Linked DNA regions of Homo sapiens: region 1 is linked to region 2. A link is a loop called in an ENCODE intact Hi-C map of the cell type or tissue named here. Cell type or tissue: IMR-90. All regions are shown on one strand.

Region 1 (8,000 bases), 300 kb before region 2:
AACACTGCAGAGACCTTGAAGGTTCAGTGTGGGATCTGTAGAACCCATGGTTTGCGGTGACACTCAGAGGGGATCTTTGGGAGATTTATAGAGCCGGTTCTTAGCGCTTTGTGGGTTCAGAGGCTGGCTGCAGTGTTTATGAAGAGGGGCAGTGGGCTGGGGACACTGCTGGGGTTATGGCTGTAGTGAGGTCCATGTGTACTTGTTCCTTGGCATGTGTCTGACTCTGTGTTGCTGCTGCAGTACAGTGGGCAGGGGCACGGTTGCTTGGACTGGGCTGCCCGATGTCTGGCATGGCTGGTGGTCCTGTTGTCCTTTATTTGATCGATAGCAGGGAACTGACCGCCGAGGTTGGCACAGGTTGGCAGGGGGATGAGGATGCATTGTGGTTGTCTCCTCCTCCTCTCCTTCTTCCTCTTCCCCTTCCTCCTCTCCTTTCTGTTCTTGTTCTCCCTCATCTTCCTCTTCCTTCTTCTCCCTCTTCTTCCTCTTCACTCTGCTCTCTTCTCTTCTTTTCCCCTTTCCTCTCCTCTCCCTTTCCTCAGGTCACAGCGGAGTGAATCAGCTCGGTGGTGTCTTTGTCAACGGGCGGCCACTGCCGGACTCCACCCGGCAGAAGATTGTAGAGCTAGCTCACAGCGGGGCCCGGCCGTGCGACATTTCCCGAATTCTGCAGGTGATCCTCCCGGCGCCGCCCCACTCGCCGCCCCCGCGGCCCTCCACTCTCAACGCCCTCTCTTCATTTCTTACTGTAAACGATGCTAATTATGGACCCCCCCACCCTCACCCACCCCAGTCCCCAGTCCCCCCACCCACTCCCCTGCCTTCCCACTTTCCCCTCTCCTTCCACCATCCTTCCCTATCTCTTTCAACCTGGGTCAGTTACATAAGATAACTCATCTGCTTCAGAAAAATATTGTGTGCGGATTTTTTTAAAAAAATCTTTCTCTTTTTATTTGGTAAAGACATTCATTGTGGGAACAGTTTATGAACCGTAATAAGCTGAGTTATATAAACCGGCATAATTTCATTCTGCTCTCCCCAGCCCATGCTTACCTCAGCTTTTGAGGTATTTGTTTATTCTTCATGTTTATGAATAATATATATTGATTTTAAAAGGCAAATGCTATTTACTCCTCCCTAACTCACATTTACTCAATTGAGTATTTTTTAAAGAAGAAGAAGTAAAAAAATCAGTTTATTTTTTACCTTTGTTCTTTAAAACATAACGCCACTTTAAGCAAGGTCAGCACAAAAATAAATTTATCTACTTCGTTTTGATGCATCTTCAGGCAGTGTTTAAGAAAAGTTTTTTTTTTAAAAAAAGCTTTTAAATTCGTTTTTTAGTTCAAATTGTTTGAAAGTATCATCATATTTGTAGTTTTTAGGGCTACAAATGTAATTTTAAGAAAAAAAGCTCTCTACAGTAAGTTCTCATACCATTGAAGGTATATTTTTGTGTTATAGACCCATGCAGATGCAAAAGTCCAAGTGCTGGACAATCAAAACGTAAGCTTGTCATTGTTTAATGCATACTTAAACAATTTTATTTTTGTCTTGAAATTATTAATAATGTGGTTTTCTGTCCACTTCCCCTATGCAGGTGTCCAACGGATGTGTGAGTAAAATTCTGGGCAGGTATTACGAGACTGGCTCCATCAGACCCAGGGCAATCGGTGGTAGTAAACCGAGAGTAGCGACTCCAGAAGTTGTAAGCAAAATAGCCCAGTATAAGCGGGAGTGCCCGTCCATCTTTGCTTGGGAAATCCGAGACAGATTACTGTCCGAGGGGGTCTGTACCAACGATAACATACCAAGCGTAAGTTCATTGAGAACATCTGCCCTCCCTGCCCTAAGCCCAATGCTCTCTCCTCTTTACCTCCTCCCACCCTCTCTCTCCACTGTCTCTTAGTCTGTGTCCTCTCCCTGCTCCACATTTGTCTCCTTTGTACCTGGGGGAACAGAGAGGAATGCCCTGACTTTTCTTTGACTGTCTGGAAAATGGGAGTCAAGTGTGGGGAGTCATTCACTTCATTTGCATGCTGCAAAACAGAGGGCGGAGGCACCAGGGAAAGGCACTTGAATGAAGAAGGAAAATGAGAACCAGATTGTAACTTCGTCCTAATCCACCTGCCAGAACTTTCCTTCAGGTGTCACACATCCATTTCCATCCTAATATTAAACAATATAATGAAAGAAAGCTTTACAACAAGTCTAAATAGTTTTTATTTTCGGGCAGTCTTTTAACAAAGCAAAGCAACCGTGTGAGTTAGGTCACCAGAGACACCAAGCAATGGTGAAGGACCCCCTCCGCCCAATTCTCTATCCAACTAAATTTCCATGCCCAAAGTGATAGCTATCATTTTTTCCACGGTGTATCTGCAAATCCACCCACTGTCCCGGGGTGGCTGGGAGCTTTTTAACGGGTTGAGAGTTGCTTTTTAAGGTTGTGGGTGAGCTGAGATGGGTGACTGTGTCTTCAGGAGACACTACCATTTGGTTTGATTTTGGTTTGATTTGCAGGTGTCATCAATAAACAGAGTTCTTCGCAACCTGGCTAGCGAAAAGCAACAGATGGGCGCAGACGGCATGTATGATAAACTAAGGATGTTGAACGGGCAGACCGGAAGCTGGGGCACCCGCCCTGGTTGGTATCCGGGGACTTCGGTGCCAGGGCAACCTACGCAAGGTAAAACCCAAGCAGCCATCCACGCAGCTCTCCATATGTGCATCCCTTTGCCTGTCCCCTACTCTCCCAACCATTTCCTCTCAGGGCTTCCATGCTTGGGGAATGTCATGGGTGAGACTGCATTTGAAGGCCTGGGACACATCGACCACATTGTATGTAGGTGGTGTTTGTTGAACCATTTTGTTGGCCTGGGAATGTGAGGGTTGTGTATGTCAGGAGCGGTATGAAGGTGGCTGGTGGGTGCGTGTGTGTGTTTGTGGGCAGCACTGTGTGCATAAGAACGAGCTGCGTGGTGCACTATTCAAATTTGACATTAGAATGCAGGGAGAGCCCCCTTGTAGAAGTGTGACAAGATAACGCACTGACAGACTGCGAGGTTAACATAATTGTATCCTGTTGCTTTTTGCTGTAATTGACAAATTATGTGACTATGAGTAGGGTGCACATGAAAAGGTGAGCAGGGAGATGCAGGGCGAGTCGGGGATGGGGCATTGGAAGTGGTGGTCTCCCAACTAAAACCACCCCACTATCCTTGCCCCTCCCCCGTTCGCCCCTCTGGGTCCCACTTTCTCACTCTCTGTGGGTGGCGACTATGTGGAAGTGGTGAGGTGAAGATACTGTGAGCAGGACGGCGGGATGCCGGGAGCCGCTCTGGTCTGGGAGGAGAGATGGGACCTGAAACACCCCAGGTTCTGTGAGAAGGGCTGGAGGAAGAAGAGCGGGGGATGGGGGGGGTGGGGCGGAGGGGAGGGTCAGTTGGCTCCCCTCCGCTCCCCTCCACACCCCGAGGTAGCTTGGTCAAGAATAGGAAACAGTTTACTCCGAAGATTAATCGGTATTTGTTGTCCTCGTGACAAGGAGATAATATGCGGGATAATGGGACGTGGCGTCTCACTCCCAGGAGCACAACGGAGCCGAGGGGCTCGGGGCCAGGGGCGGCGCGCGGGACTGCGAGGAGGCTGCCGGCGCATCCGTGAGCTCTCGGACCGGCTCCGGATGCCCGGCGCCTCCATGGAGTCGGGCGAGGGAAGGGAAAATCGGTAACAGTATGCGAAATATCTGGTACAAAGGATGCTTCTGTCACTCGCAAGAATTTGTTATGGGAACAATCCTGTCGCTCTGTAATTGCTCATTAGAGAACGTTTTGTTTCTCATTAAGGCGACATGAATAAGCGTCTAGTTGAAGGAGACAGCTGTAGAAATGTTCCACAAGAGACCTCTGGACACGATTCGGCACCAATTGCCAATTAGACATGTCAGTTTTAAGAGCAGAAAACAATATAGGACGGACACTGGGAAGATAGGGAGCAAAGCGCTCGCTTCTTGTTTCCCAGCGCGGCCGCTCGGCCGGCGGAGGCCTCCTGACGCGCGGGGCCCGGGCTCCCCTGGGCGACCCCGCCCGCACGGGCCCCGAACCCGCCGCCTCCGCGAGCTCAGAGGGCCCCCAGGCCCGCTCCCGCCTCTGGTGAGACTAGCGATTGACCCCACCGAGTGTAGGCAACCCCATCCCTGCCTGACTTTTGAAACCGTAGGATTCCCACTTGTAGACACTGGACACACCCAAGTGACACCCGAACTTCGCACTCACGAGCGTCCACCCCTCCGCCCCCAGCAATCTGAGGTCCTGGTGATCCCTCCCCTGACAAGAGTCTGGCCCACTTAGTCCGAGAAGTCTTGGGGAGGGACTCAGGGCACGGTGGCCTAGGCCTGGGAGGGCTGAGCCCAGAGCCTCCACTCCGGGCTCTCCCCGGTGCGTGGGCTCCCATGAGCTTGGGGCGCAGGATACACCCCCCTTCCGCTTCTTGGAGTTGGGCAGAAGCCGAGGACAGCAGCTTCCACCAGAGGTGGCGCCCGATTCGGGCGGATTTTCGTCGCCGGCAGTCTGAGGGCGGGAAGTGAGAGTCAAATCAGCTAGGGTCCGCCTGTGATGGTTGGGGCCGGAGGTGGAGCTAGTCCAGGGGCTTTTCACTTTAACGCGCCTAGTTGCTAGAAAATTCTGGGTCAACTGGCAATCACCACCCCCCCACCCGCAAGTGAGGTTTTTGGGGGGTGATTGTCACCTCAGGCACAGGACCGTCGCCCCTAGTTGCGTGGGGAGGACACGTGGGCCAAACGAAGCACAGAGTTGCCGGCGTGGGGGTAGCGGGCACCGGTGGTGAGCTTCGCTTCACGTTCCCGGGGAATCCTCAGACTTTTTGGTGCTAAGAGGGTCCCCCTCCCTCCCTAGCCCCCTTTCCCAGCCCAGGAAGCCTTTCTTGGGTTTTAAAGAGTCCATACTCCAAAAGCATAAGGCGGGGGTTAGGTCTCAGAGGGAGACAAATATGGTTTCCATCTGATCAACGCCATGCGGCGGTGAATAAAATCGCGACGACGTGGGCTGACAACAACAAGAGACAACTCTATCCAGCCCCAATTCTCCGGCGATTTGGTGGTTTTAGGGATCACGGAGACACTTTTTCTTATCTCCTCCCCTCACCCCACCCCCACCCCCCATAATACCCAAGCCCTCTATAGGATTTAGTCAGCCTCTCTTTCAACAGATGCTACAATGTTTTGATCCGCGCTCCAGAGCTGAAAAGGTGCCGCAACCGGGTTGCTATCTTTTCTTGCTTGTTTTCCGCCTCACTGATTAAGACACTAAGAAACTAAGGAATGATTTTATTTCCCAGCAACTCTCTCTCTGTCTCTCTCTCTCTCTCTCTCTCTCACCTCCTTCCAGGAAACAAATCCTATTCCCATCGTCAGATGGTCCTGGGGCTGGGATAATGGGAGGCGCTTTCACTCGCTTTCTCACGGATTAGGCTGGAAGGTGAACGGCACCCACTGAAGGCCCCTGCTTTGCGCGGCTCCGAGGGGGCGCCTTTTGAAGAAGATATCTTAATTGTCCACCACTTAGGTTTATCGTGGGGGTGGGGGAGTCGAGATCCAACTTCTAGTTTTATTTTGTTAAAAGCTTTAAGAGTGGAAGGCAAATCCACTAAAGTGGGGGGAAATGTACCCATTTTATGTAAGAGCAGCCGCTAGGTCACCGCCTGGCTGCAAACAGTTGCCACTTCTAAAGTAATGAACTGTCTCCGTGCCGCTCTCCCCGCGGGGTAGAGAAGGGATCCTGCAGCGACAGGTTTCTTTTTGCTGTGGAATTCCAATCCCCGCTTCCCATCTTTTTTTTTTTTTTTTTTTTTTCCAGATTTAAAATTGAGCTCTACTGTCCCTGCTGACTTTTCTCTCTTAAGTGTCAGTTCTGGAGGCAGCACAGGGCCTGGCGGCGATCGCGTGCTGCCTGTGTAAACCCGTGTGTATGTTTGTGTGAGACAGAACATGGATAAGAATGTGAATCTCCATGTTTTAAAATTAAGAAAATGTCAAAGAGGCAAATGAGAGCAGAGCATGCTATCGGCGGGGTTCTTCGGAGGCAGATTCGGGCAACTTTGTTTAATTGGCGAGATCGAATGTGCCAGAAAAGGGACCGAGATGGGGCCCCTAGGAAGGCATGGGCATGAGTGGCCATGGGGAGATGGGCATTGTGTTCTCCTCAGTGTCCCCCACCCCATACCAGATGTGCACAGATTTTTGTCTGTTTTCCAAAAGCAATAACCCTCCGGCCTTTCTAGTTGGCCAAAAGGAGCTATTTCCAGTCTTCCTTCTTCACCAAACCCGAAAATAAAGCGAGGGGTGGGGGTGGTCGCTTCATTTCTTCCCTTGAAAAACGCTTTGAAAAGTCCCCGGAAACTTGGGGCAGTAAATTAGCACAGACGCTTGTGCCCGCACACGTGAGCGGAGCGCGTCTCCCTCAGCTAAGTAGCCCTCCTCGACCCCCACCTTTCTGATGGAGTGCAAAGACCCAGAGTCCAGATGGGGCTCAGTTACTAATATTCTCTGGCCCTCATCCTCCTTTTCCTCTCTCTCCCACTCTTGTTCGGCCCTCGTGTCTCTTTTTCCTCTCAGCATTCTTTTCTGTCCTTTTTTAAAAATACCTTTCTAGCCTCTATGTTTTTTGAGCCTTCTTTTCCCCTCCATCGCCCTCTTTTTCCCTCCATCGCCCTCTGTCTTTCCCCTAACCCAGGCCCCCCAATCCTTCCCCCTTGCTTCCACCCCCACCGCTGGTTTCCATCCTGCCTCCCCTCCATCTCCTCTATGTAGGAACCCAGCCCTGGTCCCCGTCCACTCTCCCTGCCTCCCCCCATGCTGGGCCCTGGCCCCCCCATCCACCCTCCATCCCCCCAGCCAAGCGCCCTAAATAGCACGGAGGCGCCCGCTCTTCGGACAGTGATTAATGATAGCAGAGCAGAGGGGTTAACACACTTCACTGAAAAGTCTGTTGACTGGGCTTCTTGTAACACAATGTGGCCCGCTGCACGCCTCAAGAGAATCCTTTTGTTGTCCGCGCTCATTGTAGCCTCAAAATTCTGCCCACGAAAGTTTGCCAACGCTCCTGCCCCAGGAGTTTAATAGTTTCCCTTACTCGCGGGGCATTGTGCAGCGCTGAAAAGCAGCCCCTCGCTATTCAAGTGTTGGTGGTCATCTCAATAGATCTCCAAGGGCCCATATGGTGGCCAGTGCCGATGAATCCGCCTGTTTAAATGGGGGAGAAAGTTGGGGTTTTAAAACATTTCAAAGTTCCTGAAAAGATCCCACTAGATCCTGTCACAATTCCCTGAACTCTTTGAAGGCGCAGCCTATTGTCTCCTGGTTATAAATAATATTCCTGGCCAAGTCGATTCCCACCAAGGCGCTCCTAGGGGCCCCTCCACCCCGCCTCTGGCCAAGTTTTGAGGATAGGGAGGTGGGTAGCCCATGCTGGTATCCCTTGGGGGTCATTTCAGGACCCCAGACCCAGGACCCAGCCTGTAGTGGCCCTGGAGGCCCAGTCAGAGTTTAGGCAATCCTGCTTCCCTTCACTGTGGCCTTACAGGCAAGGTGCAAGCCGGGAGCCAGCTAGCCCAAGTGCACATCTTGCCCTCCAGGCAGCAAGGGAAAACCATAAAACTTTCCCCCTGTATAATGATAGAAGTTACATTCAAAGTGGTGGAAATGCCCTAATTAAAAATGTACCACTTAAATGATATGCCAAAGATTCAGCTGCAGCATAGAATATTTAGCTAGTTAGTGAACTCTCTACTATTTCTTTTTTAAAATTACACGTTAAAAATTTAAAAGAAATCTTACTTTTCTCTGGTGCAACACATTACAAAGAATGGACAGTCCTTTTATCTAAATATAAAATTCCATTTTCAGCAATTATAGCCTGTTCTTGGTGATGATATAATTACAGCTGTGCTCGTAATAGGTGTCAAGGCGAAGCGCACTCATA
Region 2 (8,000 bases):
TTTTCCTTTTTTTCTTCATTGTTAATTTTGCTAGGGATTTTTCACGTAATCTTTAAAAATACTCAAATTTGGCTTTATTGGTTTTTCTCAGTCTTTACTTTCTACTTTCTGTTTAATCGATTACTATTTATTTATCATTTATTTCCTTCTACATTCCTTCATTTTGATTTGCTAAGGCTTTGTTTGTTCCGCCTTCTTATACTAAAAGCTTAATTATTGATTTTCTGCCTTTTCTAATATACCGTATGTAGTTAAGAGCGTGCACTAGCTGCTCCTATAACTTATGGCATTTTATGTTTTCATCATTTATTTCAAAATATTTACTACTTTTTGTTTTGATTTTCTCTTTGATCTGTAGATTATTTAGGACACTTTTGAAAGTACTGAAATACTGAATTATATTGGATGCTAGGAAAGCAGGAGTAAGCTGGGACTGACCAGGGCAAATGAGTACTTATATTCATTATAATTTTAGTGGATTTTAAAGTATAAATGGAAAACTGGGGTATTTAAATTAAAACTTAAAAAGCCATTGTATAGTCATGTGTTAGAATGTGCAGTGTAATAGGGTAAATGTGTCCAAGGGTTTTAGTTCAAGGAGATTTGTCAAGTAAATCTGTCTACAAGAAAAAATAAAGGCAAACAAAGTGTTTTTAATGGTCAACACAAAAACATTAAAATTTTTAGCAAAAAAAGAAAAGAAATTTCAGAGACTGGCCCAACATTTGTATGTCATTCAGTCTGGGACTTTTCTCCATATTTGCATGTAGCCAACATGAGGAATTAAATAACGGCTGACTGGTGTTCCTTTCACGTGTCAACCAGAGTCTCATAGACATAAAGCTACTGTGTTAAAGCATGTGTGATGTTCTAATTATCGTGGACATTTCTGCTGAGATGTGATCAATTTCCCTTCGGTTTGAATAATTATGGAAGCCTGGGAGTAGGCCAAATATTTAAAACTATTTCATATGAAAAAATCACATCTACTGATTTTGCCCGAAGGGTCCCACAGGCTCCTGAAGCTCCTCTCTAAAGAAATAAATAAATCCTGGACCAATGGGTAGTGTTAGAGTGAAATTTATTATTTTGACTACTGTTTCTTAGTTTAAGAGTCTGGATATGAAGTATGTTTTGATGAATTTCTTGCAGGATAAAATGAAAGTTGGATATCCTAGCAAACATTATTTTCATTAACTCAGAACCAAATTGGATCCATTTATTACATAATTTAAAAAATTACTAATGGCTCTTGTTCTATATAATTATTCTACCTCTTTTTGAATTCTGTTTTCGTAGGAAACTTTATTATTACTTTCAAATGTGATAGCATTCATTACATTCTCAACCTTGAATTATAATCTCTTCCACATCTATGTTCAAATTTAGTTTCTCATTTGTAGTACTATATCTTTGAATTTTCTCTCAGTTCGGATTTTTTCTCTCTGACTTTGAAGGACTTTAAAAATATCTATTTCGGTGATATTTTCATACAACAAGGTCTTTGATGTATGCATTAATTATTTTCATTTCTTTTTCTTTTTCTTTTTTTTTTGAGACAGTCTTACTCTGTTGCCCAGGCTGGAGTGCAGTGGCATGATCTTGGCTCACTGTAACCTCCACCTCCCAGGTTCAAGTAATTCTCATGCTTCAGCCTTCCAAGTAGCTGGGGTTACAAGCATGTGTTACCATGCCCAGCTATTTATTTATTTATTTATTTATTTATTTATTTATTTATTTGTAGAGATGGGGTTTCACTGTTTTGGCCAGGCTGGGCTCAAACTCCTGGCCTCAAGTGATCCACCTGCCTCGGCCTCCCAAAGTGCTGGGATTACAGGCATGAGCCACCATGCTCGGCCATTATTTTCATTTCTAAAACCCCTAATTTCTGTCTTTTTCTAAATGTATTTCTTCTTCCTGCTTCTGAGTGTCTTATTCTATTCTGTGTTGCTGTAACAGAATACCTGAGACTGGGTAATGTATAATGAACAGAAATATATTGGCTCACAATTCAGGAAACTGGGAAGTCCAAGATTGAGGGGCTGGTATCCAGCGAGGGTGTCCTTGCTGTGTTATCACATAGTGGAGTGGCCCAAGAGAGAGCAAGAGAGAACAAGAGTCAACTCTCAGCCTCAATCTCATTTATAATTTTCATTAATCCATTCATGAGGGTGGAGCCCTCAGACCTAAACACCTCCCATTTAGCCTCACCTCTCAACACTATTGCACTGGGAATTAAATTTTCAACACATGCTTTTTGGGGGACACATTCAGACTGTAGCACTTAGGTATGTTTTTTCAGTGTAGCAATTGTTAAAGCAGTAATTAAAATGCAGTTACAATAATCTATTGTAATACCCAGATGAACCCTGTCCAGTAGAACCTCCTATGTTGATGGAAATGTTCTGTATCTGCACTGTCCAGTACAATAGTCATTAAACACGTATGGTTATAGAGTACTTAAAATGTGACTGATATGACAGAGGAACTGAATTTTAATCTTATTTAATTTTAGTTATTTTAAGTTATTTATTTAAACAGCTGCATGTGGCTAGTTTGTACTATATTAAATCACACAGCTTTAGATCAAGCTTTGGCAACCTTTTTCTATAAAAGACCAAATAGTAAATATTTTAGGCCTTGTAGTCCATATGGTCTCTGTTACAACTTTTCAACTCGCTGTGAGAGCACAAAAGCAGTCACAGATAACATGTATATGAATGAGCATGACTTTGTCCCAGTAAAACTTTATTGGCTAAAACAGAGTCTGCTGAATTTGACTCATGGGCCCTAGTTTGGCAACCTCTGCTCTAGGTTGAAAAAAAAAAGTGTCTACAGCTTTATGTATTTTTATTTCATTTGCCCTGTGTTCCGAGTCCTTTCAACACCCTCTCTTTGGGGAGTGTGTGTGTGTGTGTTTGTGTGTGTGTGTGTGTGCATATGTGGAACAGATTTTTGGAGGGGAGAGAGGAGTGTCTTTTCCTGAAAGTTTAGGAAGATTAACTCCTTTGGATTGTTCCTCTTCAACTTTTTCTCCACCTTTTCTATTTTTTCTGAATGGGAGAAGGTGGTGGCAGACAGGCATATATTTTATGTTTAAACTCTGTTCTTTTAATTCTATATCTCTTGTTTTACAGAGACATAGAATTTTTTTTCCTCCCTGAATTACCTCTGATTTCTCCAGGGTTGCTTATTCAGACTAATTATTTTCATTATGGACCTTCTTTCTCATGCTCGTGTTTTCCTTAAATGTTGGCTCTTTATTCATGTTGATAAGTGAAGGACCAGTGGAATAATATAGTAACTGGAGTGGGTTTTCTCTTTCTTTGTTTTCCCATCAAATCTTTAGCCTAAATGGAAAAAAAAAGACTGACCAATTTTCTTGTGGGTTGGTAGGACTTAATTTATTGGTGTACTTTGCTTTAATGTGCATAATCAAGGAGCAAGTACACAGACCAGTCGTTCTCTAATAGCCAGATGAGGAGGCCCCTAACCTAGCTCTCCAACCTCCATACTTGGAGACCAAATTCTTCTCAGGCAGATTACACTTTATTTATTTATTTATTTATTTATTTATTTATTTATTTATTTAAGAAGTTAGCCTCCAGAACTGCTGATTTTAGCTCAGAACCCCTTTGGAGTCACAGGAAGAAGCGTCTCATCTTCCTGAAGCATTCTCATGTTTGTGCTTGGCTAGGGGTGGGCATACATTTTCTGGGACCAGATGGTAAATATTTTAGGTTTTGCGGGTAATATGACCTCTTAACTCTTCCATGGGAAAGTAGCCAGAAATAACATTAACAAATGAGTATGGCTGTGTTTTAATAACACTTTGTGGACACTGAAATTTGAATTTCATGTAGTTTTCACATGTTATAAAAAATATGCTGCTGCTTTAGTCTTTCAGCCCTTTAAAAAATGCAAAAGCATGTGATGGGCTGGGAGATTTACCCTGTGAACTATAATTTGCTAACCATATCTGGACTGTCATTCGCTCCATCCAAACCTATCACTATGATTTTATATGCCTGGTCTTCCAGAAATTCTTCAAAATCTCTAGTGTGCCTTTCACTCCTTTTCTCAGCATTTATTTCTATTTATTTTTTAAAACGTACTGTCGTTTCAGTGTAGTGTTTTTTGTTTTGTTTTGTTTTGTTTTGTTTTTTGATACGGAGTCTCACTCTGTCGCCCAGGCTGGAGTGCAATGACGTGATCTCAGCTCACTGCAAGCTCCGCGTCCCGGGTTCACGCCATTTTCCTGCCTCAGCCTCTTGAGTAGCTGGGACTACAGGTGCCCGCCACCACGCCCAGCTAATTTTTTTGTATTTTTAGTAGAGACCGGGTTTCACCATTTTAGCCAGGATGGTCTTGATCTCCTGACCTCGTGATCCGTGCACCTTGGCCTTCCAAAGTGCTGGGATTACAGTGTAAGCCACCTCGCCCGGCCCTCCGTGTAGTTTTTGAAGAGAGTAGCAGTAAATTTATCTGCAGTTTTGAACCAGAATCCCATTTAGGCATGATATTTGAATCAAAAGACACATGGTAAAACTGAAATGTAAAGTATCTTCTTTAGTATCTTCTTCAGTATCTCCACTCCTCTCTCCATGGATGTATTGGTGATTAATTATATTAAGTAATGTTTTTGTTGAATGCCTATTGTAGTCCCTGTAATGTTGTGAATGCTTTATATATTATTTAATCCTCACACATTTTATAGATGAGTGTGTTCAGAAGTTAATGGAGTCACATAAAGGATAAGTAACTTGTTCTATCTAGGTCAGAAAGCTCGTAAGTGGAAGATCTAGGATTCACAATAGAGCTAGCCTGTCTGACTACAGAATTCATACTCTTATCCACTATTTTCCACTTCAGTCCAAATACAGGCTTAGTTTCCTCCTCAGGGTAGCTTTTTATGTAGCCAGTTTATGGATATTAGCATAAAACATGAAGCATATTTGCTCTGCTAAAATAGGTATATATTCAGAGTGATTAATATGGTGAGAAAAAGTGATGGGAAAGCAATTGAGGTAGTAACTGGAATATAGGTAGCTGGGAGGTGAAAGATTTTGAGTTTCATAAGACTTGTTTTAATCCTGTCAAAAAAAAATTAGACCTCTTTGTTTCTCCAGGGCATAGAAATTTCAGTTTCAACCCAGATTAAAGAACTTTATAACAGTGTTGTCCAGTGGTGAAACAGAATCCTTTGTAATTTAAAAATATTTCCTTCTTAAAACCTTTAGAATTTTAATTTTATAGTTCTGCTTATTATATTTTTTATTTCCCAAAGTGAAAGGTTCAAAGAATAACATTAAAGGTCATTTGGTATTACAATTTTTCCATTAGTCAAAATTAAAGATTTGAAAATAATTTTATAGTCCATTTGGTATTCTAAGGTTGGATTTTTTAAGAATATAAAGCAAATTATGTTTTTTCTATTAACATTTCCTAAATCAACTCACATGAAAATTAATAGATTATCATCATACATGACGATCGTTTTTCTCTCACTGAGCATTGGAATATGTTCACTTTACTACTTATCAGTAGCCCAGTTTTGATTTTCTAACTGAAGTATTTGTGTCTGCCCTCTGAACTGGCTCAAGGTTTTGAGCCCTTTAAAAAAATTTGTGTATGTGTGATAAAAATATACGTAACATAAAATTCACTACTTTCATCATTTTTAAGTATAAGTGAAGTCACATTAAGAGTACTTACAATGTTGTGTAATCATTGCCACTATTTCTAAAACTTTTTCATCATTCAAGAAGAAATATTGTACCCCGCCGGGTGCAGTGGCTCACGCCTGTAATCCCAACACTTTGGCAGGCGGATCACGAGGTCAAGAGATCGAGACCATACTGGCTAACATGCTGAAACCCCGTCTCTACTAAAAATAGAAAAATTAGCTGGGCGTGGTAGCGCGTGCCTCTAGTCCCAGCTACTTGGGAGGCTGAGGCAGGAGAATTGCTTGAACCCAGGAGGCGGAGGTTGCGGTGAGCGGAGATCGCACCACTGCACTCCAGTCTGGCGACAGAGCGAGACTCCCATCTCAAAAAAAAAAAAAAAAAAAGAAAAGAAATATTGTACCCAAGAAGCAGTAACTTGTTATTCTCTCTTGTTTCAACCACTAATAACCTGTATTCTACTCTCAGTGAATTTGCCAACTTATTATAAGCACCTCATATAAGTGGAATCATACTATATTCTTGTTAATATTTGCATAATATTTTTCACTTAGCATAATGTTTTTCAAAGTTCATGTATTTTGTATCATATATTAAAACTTCATTTTTTTATGGCTGAATAATCTATTGCAGATGCTCTTTGACTTATGATGGAGTTATGTCCTGATAAACCCAATTTAAGTTGAAAATACCATAAGTTGAAAATGTATTTAATACCCTGATAAACCCATTATAAGGTTGAAAATCATAAGTGAAACCATTGCTAAGTCAGGGACCATCTGTGTGTGTATATATATATAATATGTAATACATATATGTAACATGTGCAATCTTATATAAGATTATAGTATATGATATAAGATTATCATATATAATAGATGATATATATGATATACGTAATAGATGATATATCATTGTATATAATATATAAGATTGTATTATATATGATATAAGATCATATATATCAGATATATATAAGATTATATAATATACTCTTAGATATATAAAATTATAGATTATATAATGTATAATATATGTTATATATAGGATTATCTATTATAATATATGATTATCCTATATCAGATTACATATGTAAATTATAACATATTAACATCATTTAGCATTAGGATGTACCCTAAAATTTAAAGTATAATAATAATAAAATTTTAAAAAGTTATAACATATATATAAGATAACATATTTATAATATACACACACACACACACACACATATATCACAGTTTGTTTATCCATTCATCTGTTGATAGACTCTTGGGTTGTTTCTACCTTTGGCTATTGTAAATAGTGCTACAGTGAACATTGGCATAGAAGTATCTGTTTGAATCTCTGTTTTCATTTCCTTTGGGTATATACCATACAATGGAATTGCTGGATTATATGAAAATTCTATGATTAACTTTTTAAGGTATCACCAAACTGTTTTCCACATTGGCTGTACCATTTTGCATTCCCACCAGGAGTGCGGAAGGGTTACAATTTCACCACATCCTTAGCAACATTTGTTATTTTCTGTTTTTTTGATAATAGTCATCCTAATGCATATGATGTGATATCTTATTGTGGTTTTGATATGCATTTCCCTAATGACTAGGGATGTTTAACATCTTTTCATGTGCTTATTGGCCATTTGTATACCTTGTCTGGAGAGATGTCTTTTGAAAACCTTTGCCGGTTTTGAATTGAGTAATGGCTTTGTTTTTTTTTTTTTTGCGGGTTTTTGAGTTATAGGAGTTCTTTATATATTCTGGACCGTGACCCTTAATTAGATGTATGATATGCAAATACTTTCTCCTTGTGATAGTATTTTTTGTTGCTCAAAAGTTTTTAATTTGAGAAAGTCTAGTTTATATATTTTTATTTCTTTTGTGACCTTTGTTTTTGTTGCCATATTCAATGAATCATGGCCAATCAAGAGTTGTGTAGTTTTAGCTCTTCCATTTAGGTTTTTGATCTATTTTGAGTTAATTTTATATGGTGTAAGACAAAAGTCCAACTTCATTCTTTTTTATGTTGATATCTAGTTTTCTCAATACCATGTGTTGAAAAGACTGCCTTTTCCCCATTGAATGGTCTTGGCACCCTTGTCAAAAATCATTTGACCATTTATGTCAATGCTATTTCTGTGCTCTTTATTCTATTCCATTGGTCTATAGATCTGTCATTATGCCAGTACCACGTTTTTGCTTACTATAACTTTGTACTAAATTTTGACTCAGGGCTTAAAATAATAATATCAACATTTGAAATCAGCGTGTAAGTCCTTTCGCCATGAGTGTAAGTTTCCCGAGGCCTTCC

The links. Hi-C counts contacts between places; a loop is a spot of excess contacts. Peaks named below come from ENCODE experiments on the same cell type or tissue, not always from the same donor. Only the 100,000 strongest peaks of a DNase experiment are listed, where the experiment ranks them.
Region 1: it touches region 2 in a loop (2.2-fold over the local background); 4 of 110 quality-filtered maps call a loop at or near these places.

The regions. Positions count from the first base shown.
Region 1 is chr11:31,795,380-31,803,379 of GRCh38, reverse strand. It overlaps PAX6 (paired box 6), which reads left to right. Exons shown (of 14, transcript NM_001368894.2): 5 at 546-676; 6 at 1,468-1,509; 7 at 1,604-1,819; 8 at 2,524-2,689. Among named protein-coding and RNA genes, the nearest start is that of PAX6, 12 kb to the left of the region's middle. RefSeq lists enhancers at 4,216-4,753, 6,507-8,000. In IMR-90, a CTCF peak has its summit at 4,539; no DNase peak of the experiment used is centred here; H3K27me3 peaks cover 7,130 bases.
Region 2 is chr11:31,495,531-31,503,530 of GRCh38, reverse strand. All of the region lies in intron 1 of IMMP1L (inner mitochondrial membrane peptidase subunit 1), which reads left to right. Among named protein-coding and RNA genes, the nearest start is that of IMMP1L, 10 kb to the left of the region's middle. In IMR-90, no CTCF peak of the experiment used is centred here; a DNase peak (open chromatin) is centred at 3,720.